Linked DNA regions of Homo sapiens: region 1 is linked to region 2. Evidence: read pairs that join two places in POLR2A ChIA-PET (ENCODE). Cell type or tissue: OCI-LY7. All regions are shown on one strand.

Region 1 (5,000 bases), 81 kb after region 2:
TAGAGATCTGCCTGGCCAACATGCCGAAACCCCATCGCTAGTAATACAAAAATTAGGCAGGGCACGGTGGCTCATGTCTGTAATCCCAGAACTTTGGGAGGCTGAGGTGGGTGGATCACCTGAGGTCAGGAATTCAAGACCAGCCTGAGCAATATGTTGAAACCCTGTCTCTATTAAAAATGCAAAAATTAACTGGGCGTGGTGGCAGGTGCCGGTAGTCCCAGCTACTCAGGAGGCTGAGTCAAGAGAATTGCTTGAACCCAGAGGGTGGAGGTTGCAGTGAGTCAAGGTTGCACCACTGCACTCCAGTCTAGGCGACAGCAAAACTCCATCTCAAAAAAACAAAAAAACAACATTAGCCGGGTATGGTGGTGGGCACCTGTAATCCCAGCTATTCAGCAGGTGGAAGCAGGAGAATTGCTTGAACCTGGTGGGGCAGAGGTTGCAGTGAGCTGAGATTGCGCCATTTCACTCCAGCTTGGGCAAAAGAGGGAGACTCCATCTCAAAAAAAAAAAAAAACAAAAAACAAACAAACAAAAAAGGCAATTGTACATACCATACGGTAAGATCATTGTTTGAGGCCAGGAGTTCAAGACCAGCCTGGGCAACATAGTGAAACCCCGTCTCTAATAAAAACACAAAAATTGGCCAGGCGCGGTGGCACGCGCCTGTAGTCCCAGCTACTTGGGAGGCTGAGGCAGAAGAATCGCTTGAACCCAGGAGGCGGAGGTTGCAGTGAGCCGAGATCGTGCCACTGCACTCCAGCCTGGGTGACAGAGCAAGACTTCATCTCAAAATAAATAAATAAATAAATAAATAAATAAATAAAAATAAATAAAAAAATTTTAAAAACCCCACACGTGTAATCCATATGTGCATACTGGTATTTTAAAACATCACCAACATATTAACAGTATTTCTCTCTTGGTGTAGGATTTAGGTGATATTTTACTTTCTTCTTTGTATCTTTTGCAATTGTTTGAAGTGGAATTATTCATAATGAGTATGCATTGTTTTTATAAAAACATGAAAGTTATTTAAAGTAGTCTATGTTTATATGCACATATACACGGAGTTAACCTAGATATACACAAAACGAATATACACACAGATATACAAAGATACATATAACAATAAGATTATAGGAGAAACAGATTATAGGAGAAACCAAAATGTTAACAGTGTTTATCTGTGAATGGTAAAATTATGGGTAACTTTTCTTTCCATTTATCCATGTTTTCCTTATCTCTTACAACATGATTATATTACTTTACATTAAAAAGTGTTTAATTTCAGAAATATAGTTATAAAGTTGTGTAATAACATGGAAATGTGCTTAAGCTGTAAAATTAAATGAAAAGTAAAAGCGGGATATAAAGGGTACCTGCATTATGATCACAACTATATAAAAACAAAGTATGTGGCAAAAGCTGAAAGTGAATATGGAAAATAATCTCGAGTATGAAATTTCAGGGACAAGGCATAATGCAGAGAATTTTCCCATTTGTGGGAAGAGAAGTCTGTGACCTTATAAAATTGGTTTTTTTTTTTTTTTTTTTGAGACGAGGTCTTGCTCTGTCCCCCAGGCTGGTGTACAATGGTGCGATCTCAGCTCACTGCAACCTCCAGCTCCCGGGTTCAAGCGATTCTCTTGCCTCAGTCTCCCAAGAAGCTGGGACTACAGGCTCGTGCCACCACACCCAGCTAATTTTTGTTATTTTTAGTAGAGATTGGGTTTCACCGTGTTGACCAGGCTGGTCTTGAACTCCTGACTTCAAGTGATCTGCCCACCTCAGCCTCCCAAAGTGCTGGGATTACAACAGGCATGAGCCACCATGCCCGGCCTATGTCCTGTGTTTTTAATACACATTATTGTATCCTCACAACCGATGAAGTAGACAGTATTATTATCATTTTATAGGTTAGGCAGTTCAGACACAAAAAAGTCATATAAACAGTAACAGTGCCAGGCTTTAAACCTGGGACTCTGTGACTTCAAAGTCCACATTCTGCTGTTTCATACCATGAATAACTAGATGTGGGTGTGATAAAAAGGTGTAATTATGAGTGGCCAGGTGTGGTGGCTCATGCCTGTAATCCCAGCACTCTGGGAAGCTGAGATGGGAGTATCACTTAAGGCCAGGAGTTCAAGACCAGCCTGAGCAATATAGTGAGAAGCCATCTCTATTTAAAAAAAAAGGTTTTGGCCGGCGTGGTGGCTTATGCCTGTATTCCTAACACTTTGGGAGGCCGAGGCAGGTGGATCACGAGGTCAGGAGTTTGAGACCATCCTGGCTAACACAGTGAAACCCCGTTTCTACTAAAAAATACAAAAAAATTAGCTGGGCATGGTGGTGGGCACCTGTAGTCCCAGCTACTTGGGAGGCTGAGGCTGAAGAATGGCATGAACCTGGGAGGTAGAGCTTGCAGTGAGCCGAGATCATGCCACTGCACTCTAACCTAGGCAACAGAGCGAGACTCCATCTCAAAAAAAAAAAATTATGAGTGATTTTTCACCCTACCTTTGAAGGCTTCCAAAACACAGTTGTCAGTAAACACAAAAAGGATAATAGTATTACTAATAGTGTAGTCTACTTCTTGGTCCAAAATAGAGAAGCAAAAATTATCAAGAAAACAATGAAATAAACATCAAAGAACTTTCACTCTTGACTAATTGCAATTAGCAGAGGTTAAAACCCCAGAAAGTCAGGAGTTAATGAGATGAAAGTGAGGGCTGAGCCCTAGTCGTGACGAGATAAAGGGGGCTATTTCAGAAGTCACTGTACTGGGAATGAATTCATGGCAGTTACAGATTGTGGGGCAGTAGTAGCAGCACTGAAGTATTCAGCTTTGAAAGGCAAGTCCCTGTCTTGAGGAGAACAGGCAGCTTTTGAGGATTAAAGTGAGTAGGCCATAACCTGAGCATGTGAAAAAGACAAGGATTTAGCTTTCAACTTGGAACATGCAGTAATAAGGGCAGGTGGATGCTGGGATGGAAAAATCTAGTGGGAGAGGTAGGAGATAGAATGCTCTCATGGTATGCGTGGCCTGGAGGACTTTGGCACTCCTGAGTTATAATTATTAGTCAGGACAAAAGCTCAGCCTATAGAGAAAAACCTATAACCAAAGAAAGGGAGGTTAGGTGAGCATAATTCTGAGATTGCATTTCAGTGAAGCTGGGTCTACTTGGAGATTTTTAAGGGTTCTCAAAAGCAATTCAACTTCTTCAAGTCTGTGGCCTCAGTGAGGATCTCTGTGAGCCCCTGGCAGTAGTGCCCTGAGGACGGCAGGGGTCCCACTATAGCACTACTCAGGAAAACCAGTACCTTCCACCTTAGTGGACTGCTGCTTCAGCTTTAAGTTCTTTGCGTGGGTCTTCCCCAGGTAGTGCGACTGGGCCACGACAGGGGAGGAAAAGGTCATGTTACAGATGGGGCAGCACTGGTTCTTGTCTTTGCTTCTGCTGCTCTTCTGGTTGGAAGAAAGAACACAGGTCTGATCATACCACTGCCCCACCAGAAAATCTTCAATGGTTCCCCACTGCCCATAACAGAACAGGCATTTATGGCCCCCCTCACACATTAACCCCAACCTACTTTCTAGATTCTTCTCCAGCTACTTTGTCCCAGACTCTACTCACCATCCCCCACTTTATTCTCTGATGCTTCCTTGCTTTGCTTTGGCCATTCCTGCTGTCTAAAATGTGCTTCCTTCCTTTCCTGCTTGGCAGCGTGTCTGCTTAGCCTTCAAGACCCAATTTAAATATAAGCTTTTCCTCTGGGGGACTTTCTCTCAAAAAAAAAAAAACATCATTCAGTAAACAACTGTCAAGTCCCTTTGTGTATTCCAGGAAGAATTAACCCTGCTCCTCTTCTGTGCTCCCAGAGTACATTAAATAGACCTCTGTCATACCACTTGCCACCCTAAACTGACAGTGTCATAGCTTAGGAGACTTTTCTGTGAACTCAAGTGTGACATTGGAACACGGACTATTTGACTCATTTTTGTTTCTTATCCTTCACACCCAGCTGGAGTCTGGCACACAGTAGATGCTCAGAGTTTGCTGAACAAGTGGACCATTAGGTTTTTTTTTTTTAAGACAGGGTCTCACTCTGTTGCCCAGGCTGGAGTGCAGTGGCACGATCTCGGCTCACTGCAACCTCCACCTCCAGGGCTCAAGCAATTCTCCCACCCACCCCTGCAAGTAGCCAGACTACAGGAATATGCCACCACACCCGGCTAATTTTTGTATTTTTTATAGAGACGGGGTTTCACCATATTGCCTAGGGTGGTCTCGAATTCCCAAGCTCAAGCAATCCGCCTGCCTCAGCCACCTAAATTGCTAGGATTACAGGTATGAGCCACCGCACCCAGCCTCCCATTGCGTTCTACTTGTTGATTATGATTAGGCTAGGAAACCATGTATTTCAAGACTACATAAAGGGATCCCAGCATCTCTCTCAGAAAGCCTGATCTCTGAATAGGGTGCAAATATGTAAAATAACTTGCCCAGGGTCATAGAGTTTATCTTGCCTTTCTGAATTATAAATTGTGAGAAAAGGGCCAGGTGTGGTGGCTCATACCTGTAATCCTGGTACTTTGGGAGCCTGAGGTGGGAGGATCACTTGAGACCAGGAATTTGAGACCAGCCTGGGCAACAAAGCGAGACCCTGTCTCTACGAAAAATTTTTTAAAAAATCAGCCAGGCGGCTGGGCGCAGTGGCTCACACTTGTAATCCCAGCACTTTGGGAGGCTGAGGCAGGCAGATCACTTGAGATCAGAGGTTTGAGACCAGCCTGGCCAACCTGGTGAAACCCTATCTCTACTAAAAATACAAAAATTAGCTGGGTGTGGTGGCGCGTGCCTGTAGTCCCAGCTACTTCAGAGGCTGAGGCAGGGGAATCGCCTGAACCCAGGAGGTGGAGGTTGCAGTGAGCTGAGATCGTGCCACTGCACTCCAGTTAGCCAGGCGTGGTGGTGTGTGCCTGTAGTCCTAGC
Region 2 (5,000 bases):
CACGGATTTCCCCAAAATTGAATCAGTTTTCAACTTAAGATCAAGGAAGGCCTGACCACATCTGAGACCAGGCAGCCCTCCAGCAGTCTCCTTCCTGCCCCAAATACCAGGTCCTGTCGCTAACCTGAGCCTGTACGCCCAGCCCCAGCCCGAAGGACTCAAGCATCCACCTTTAAGTTTTCTTCTTCTTAAACCTCCTTCTGAAGCTTGGTATGGTGGCCACTAATCCCTGCCCTCCTGCTCTCACTTCCCCCAACTGCCCAGTGCCAGGACAAGCCACATCCTGTCCAGCCTATGCTCATGCCAGTCACTCTGCCTTTTCCCCTGGGCAGACTCCATTCATCCTGTTTAGAAGACTCCTCCTCCTGGTAGTCTTCCCACCCCTACAGGCAGCCATTTTCCCTGAGTCCTGGTAGTAACTAATGGCTTCTAAATCTGGTCTCATCCAGTTGGACAGTCACTTCCAACAAGACTAAGGACATATACTCTCTGACCTCCAGTGAACAAGCCCAGACCGTGAAGCTCAGAGTGAGTGCTCCAGAAACATTTCATGATGCCTGATCTATCCCCTCCTCTCCTCTCCAAGCCTGTGTCTCCATCAGACAGAATTGTGGTTTCAATAACGGACCAAATGAGTTGTACAAAACTCAGATCCTCCCAAAAAGGATTCAAGATGTTTGAGGAACAAACAGCCTTTGGTGCCAGACAATGCTTTACAAAGCATAAGAGGCCAGGTACAGTGGTGCACGCCTTTAGTCCCAGCACTTTGGAAGGCTGAGGCAGACGGATCGCTTGAGCCCAGGAGTTCAAGACCAGCCTGGGCAATATGGCTAAACCTTGTCTCTACAAAAAATACAAAAAGTAGGCCAGGCGCTGTGGCTCACATCTGTAATCCCAGCACTTTGGGAGGCCAAGGCAGGTGGGTCACATGAGGTCAGGAGTTTGAGACCAGCCTGACCAATGTGGTGAAACCCCGTCTCTACTAAAAATACAAAATTAGCCGGATGTGGTGGCACACACCTGTAATCCCAGCTATTCGGGGGGCTGAGGCAGGAGAATCGCTTGAACCCAAGAGGCTGAGGTTGCAGTGAGCTGAGATCGCGCCATTTCACTCCACCCTGGTCCACAAGGCGAAACTCCATTTAAAAAAACAAACAAACAAACAAACAAATTATCCTGGCATGGTGGTGTATGATTCGCACCCATAGTCCCAGCTACTTGGCAGGCTGAGGTGGGAGGATCGCTTGAGCCCAGGATGTGGAGGCTGCAGTGAGCCATGTTCATGCCATTGCACTTCAGCCTGGGTGACAGAGTGAGACTCTGGCTCCAATAAATAAATAAATAAAAGTATAAGAGACCTTATGACCAGGCTCAGTGGCTCATGCCTGTAATCCCAGCACTTTGGGAGGCCGAGGAGGGCGGATCACAAGGTCAGGGGTTCGAGAACAGCCTGGCCAACATGGTGAAACCCCGTCTCTACTAAAGATACAAAGGATTAGCTGGGCGTGGTGGCACGTGCCTGTAATCCCAGCTACAAGGGAGGCTGAGGCAGGAGAATCGCTTGAACCTGGCAGGTGGAAGTTGCAGTAAGCTGAGATCCCGCCATTGCACTCCAGCCTGGGCTACAGGGCGAGACTCCGTCTCAAAAACAAAAAGAGCTTACGTGACCTGGAGTCAGATGGATACAAATTCAAACTGCAGCAGGGCCATTTACCAGGAATGTCATTTTCGCTCTTTGAGCCTCACCAAATGGGATAGCTATGAAGATAAAATATTCAAAGTACGTATAACCTGGCCCTGGGCCCAGCACAAAGCAACTGCCCACTGGGCACCTCCTTCAGGATGCCCCCAGGTTCCTCAACCCAATTATCTGTCTTCTCTCTCCCACCCCAATCCTGCTCCTTCTCTAGGCATCTGATTTTGTTGGATGCACCCCCAGCTTCATATCAAGCCAAGCACTTCTGAACCTACTGATTCAAAACGGAGGAAGAGAAAGTGAGAGAATGCTGGGTTCTGGCAGTGCTTGGATCAGGGAGTGGAAGGAGGAGTATGGGGAAAGGGGGAGGTCTCCAGCCAGTGGCCAGAAAGGTGGCTGCACCTCCTCCTGGGTGAGGATTAGGGTTTATAGCTCACCCACCCACACCTACCCCTTGTTGCCCCTCAAAGAGAAGATATCCTATTTTACAGATGAAAACAAAGGCTGAAAAGCAGCTCATGAAATCACTGCTCTTGCTAGTGGAGGAATGACAAAGAGTTTGTACCCAGTAGTTGCTCAATAAATACTAAAAGGGCTGGGCGTGGTGGCTGAAGCCTATAATCCCAGCACTTTGGGATGCCGAGGTGGGTGGATCACTGGAGGGCAGGAGTTGAAGACCAGACTGGGCAACGAAACCTCATCTCTACAAAAAATTAGCTGGGCGTTGGCCGGACACGGTGGCTCACGCCTGTAATCCCAGCACTTTGGGAGGCCAAAGCGGGCAGATCACAAGGTCAGGAGATCAAGACCATCCCGGCTAACACGGTGAAACCCTGTCTCTACTAAAAATACAAAAATTAGCTGGGCGTGGTGGCGGGCACCTGTAGTCCCAGCTACTCGGGAGGCTGAGACAGAAGAATCGCTTGAACCCGGGAGGCGGAGGTTGCAGTGAGCTGAGATCGCGCCACTGCACTCCAGCCTGGGTGACATAGTAAGGCTCTGTCTCAAAAAAAAAAAAAAAAACCCAGAGGCCAGGTCTGGTGGCTCACGCCTGTAATCCCAGCACTTTGGGAGGCCGAGGTGGGCAGATCACTTGAGGTCAGGAGTTTGAAACCAGCCTGGCCAATATGGCGAAATCCCCTCTCTACTAAAACTACAAAAATTAGCTGAGCGTGGTGGTGCACGCCTGTAATCCCAGCTACTTGGCAGGCTTAGGTAGGAGAATCTCTTGAAGCCGGGAGGCAGAGGTTGCAGTGACCCAAGACCACATCAGTGCACTCCAGCCTGGGTGACAGAGCGAGATTCTGTCTCAAAAAAAAAAAAAAAAAACCCTCCAGAGCTGTAGATTCAGCTAGCTTGATTTATAGAAAATGTGTCTGAAATGGCAAAGGCAGAACCCATCATCAAATCCCTCAGCCAGGCTGGGTGCAGTGGCTCACACCTGTAATCCCAGCACTTTAGGAGGCCTAGGTGGGTGGATCACGAAAGGTCAGGAGTTTGAGACCAGCCTGACCAACATGGTGAAACCCCATCTCCACTAAAAATACAAAAATTAGCCAGCCATAGTGGTGCACACCTGTAATCCCAGCTACTTGGGACGCTAAGGCATGAAAATTGCTTGAACCCGGGAGTCTGAGGTTGCAGTGAGCCAGGATCACACCACTGCACTCCAGCCTGGGCAACAGAGCGAGACTTTGCGTCAAAAAAAAAAAAAAAAAAAAAAAGGCCTTCAGCCAACTCAGATTGACTTTCAGTCAGAAAAGATCTGACTTTGTTTCTCATGAAAACCAGTGTTAGGCTGGATGTGGTGGCTCACGTCTGTAATCCCAGCACTTTGAGAGGCTGAGGTGGGTGGATTACCTGAGGTCAGGAGTTCAAGACCAGCCTGGCCAACATGGTGAAACCCTATCTCTACTAAAAATACAAAAAATTAGCCCAGCATGGTGGCAGGCACCTGTAATCCCAGCTACTTGGAAGGGTAAGGCAGAAGAATTGCTTGAACCCAGGAGGCAGAGGTTGCAGTGAGCTGAGATCACATATTGCACTCCAGCCTGGGTAACAGGAGCGAAACTCCGTCTCGGAAAAAAAAAAAAAGAAAGAAGTAAACCAGTGTTCCAGTGTTAGTATGCATCCCTGTGACAGCCATCCCCTGCTGGATTCTAATTCTAGAACAGACAGACAAGATCAGAGCGTAGCCCGAGTTTGTTGGGTAAGGCCTGGGAAACTCTGCAGGCTCCCCAGCACCCAGTCTCTGAGGCACCCCGCCCCCCACCCCCGCTGACTCCGAAGGAGATTCACTTGGGTGAGATATGGCTTTTCCCTCCTTAGTGAGAAACTGGGAGAAAGAAGACCGAAGAGATGTGATTTCTCAGGCCCACCGAGGACAAATGGAAGGTGCAGTCTGGGAACTTGTTCTTCTAACTCCAGCCATACTCAGAACAATCTGGAAAATCTTCATATCTCTCAGGCAAAAACTTTAAGCAAAAACCGAGATTGGAAAACAGGGCTTTGTAGAACAAAGAGAGCAGCTGTGAGTGGGGGATAGCGGGACAGGGCTTTTTCCAGAGATATAGTTGGCCTCTCTATCACAGGGCCTGGGTTTGCTGTTCCCTCTGCCACCCCATGACTCCTCCTGTCAATCAGCTGGAGTCCCTCCTCAAACAGGTATTCTTTGGCCCCTCCCCTGGCTCTAGGAGCTCCTATCAGGTCCCAAGTCACTCTAGCACATCTTCCTGTTGAATTGCCTTAGAGCTATTACCACTCTCTGAAATTACCTGATGTCTTTCCTATTTATTTCTTTATTTTCTTTTTGTTGAGATATAATTATCATACCATAAAATTCACAAAGAGTACAATCCAGTGGTTTTGGTTTTTGGTGTTTTTTTGAGACAGGGTCTCACTCTGTCACCCAAGCTGACGTGCAGTGGCGCGATCTTGGCTCACTGCAACTTCCGTCTCCCAGGCTCAGATGATCCTCCCACCTCAGCTTCCTGAGTAGCTGGGACTACAGGCACACGCCACCACTCCCGGCTAATTTTTGTATTTTGTACTTATTGGCCATTTATAATCTTCTTTGGAGAAATATCTATTTAGATCCTTTGCCCATTTTTTAAAAATTGGGTAATTTGTCTTTATTGTTCTGTTTTGTTTTGTTTCAGAGTCTCGCTCTGTCGCTCAGGCTGGAGTGCAGTATCATGATCTCGGCTCACTGCAACTTCTCCTGCCTCAGCCTCCTGAGCAGCTGGGATTACAGGTGCTCATCACGCCCGGCTAATTTTTGTATTTTTAGCAGAGGCGGGGTTTC

The links. Peaks named below come from ENCODE experiments on the same cell type or tissue, not always from the same donor. Only the 100,000 strongest peaks of a DNase experiment are listed, where the experiment ranks them.
Region 1: POLR2A ChIA-PET joins it to region 2 with 5 read pairs; 3 of 35 experiments call an interaction of 5 or more read pairs at or near these places.

Annotation. Positions count from the first base shown.
Region 1 is chr5:177,042,861-177,047,860 of GRCh38, reverse strand. ZNF346 (zinc finger protein 346) reads right to left here. Exons shown (of 7, transcript NM_012279.4): 4 at 3,328-3,472. Among named protein-coding and RNA genes, the nearest start is that of ZNF346, 23 kb to the right of the region's middle. In OCI-LY7, no CTCF peak of the experiment used is centred here; no DNase peak of the experiment used is centred here.
Region 2 is chr5:177,123,981-177,128,980 of GRCh38, reverse strand. No RefSeq gene overlaps it. Among named protein-coding and RNA genes, the nearest start is that of NSD1, 7.3 kb to the left of the region's middle. In OCI-LY7, no CTCF peak of the experiment used is centred here; DNase peaks (open chromatin) are centred at 4,380 and 4,980; H3K4me3 peaks cover 1,322 bases; H3K27ac peaks cover 2,259 bases.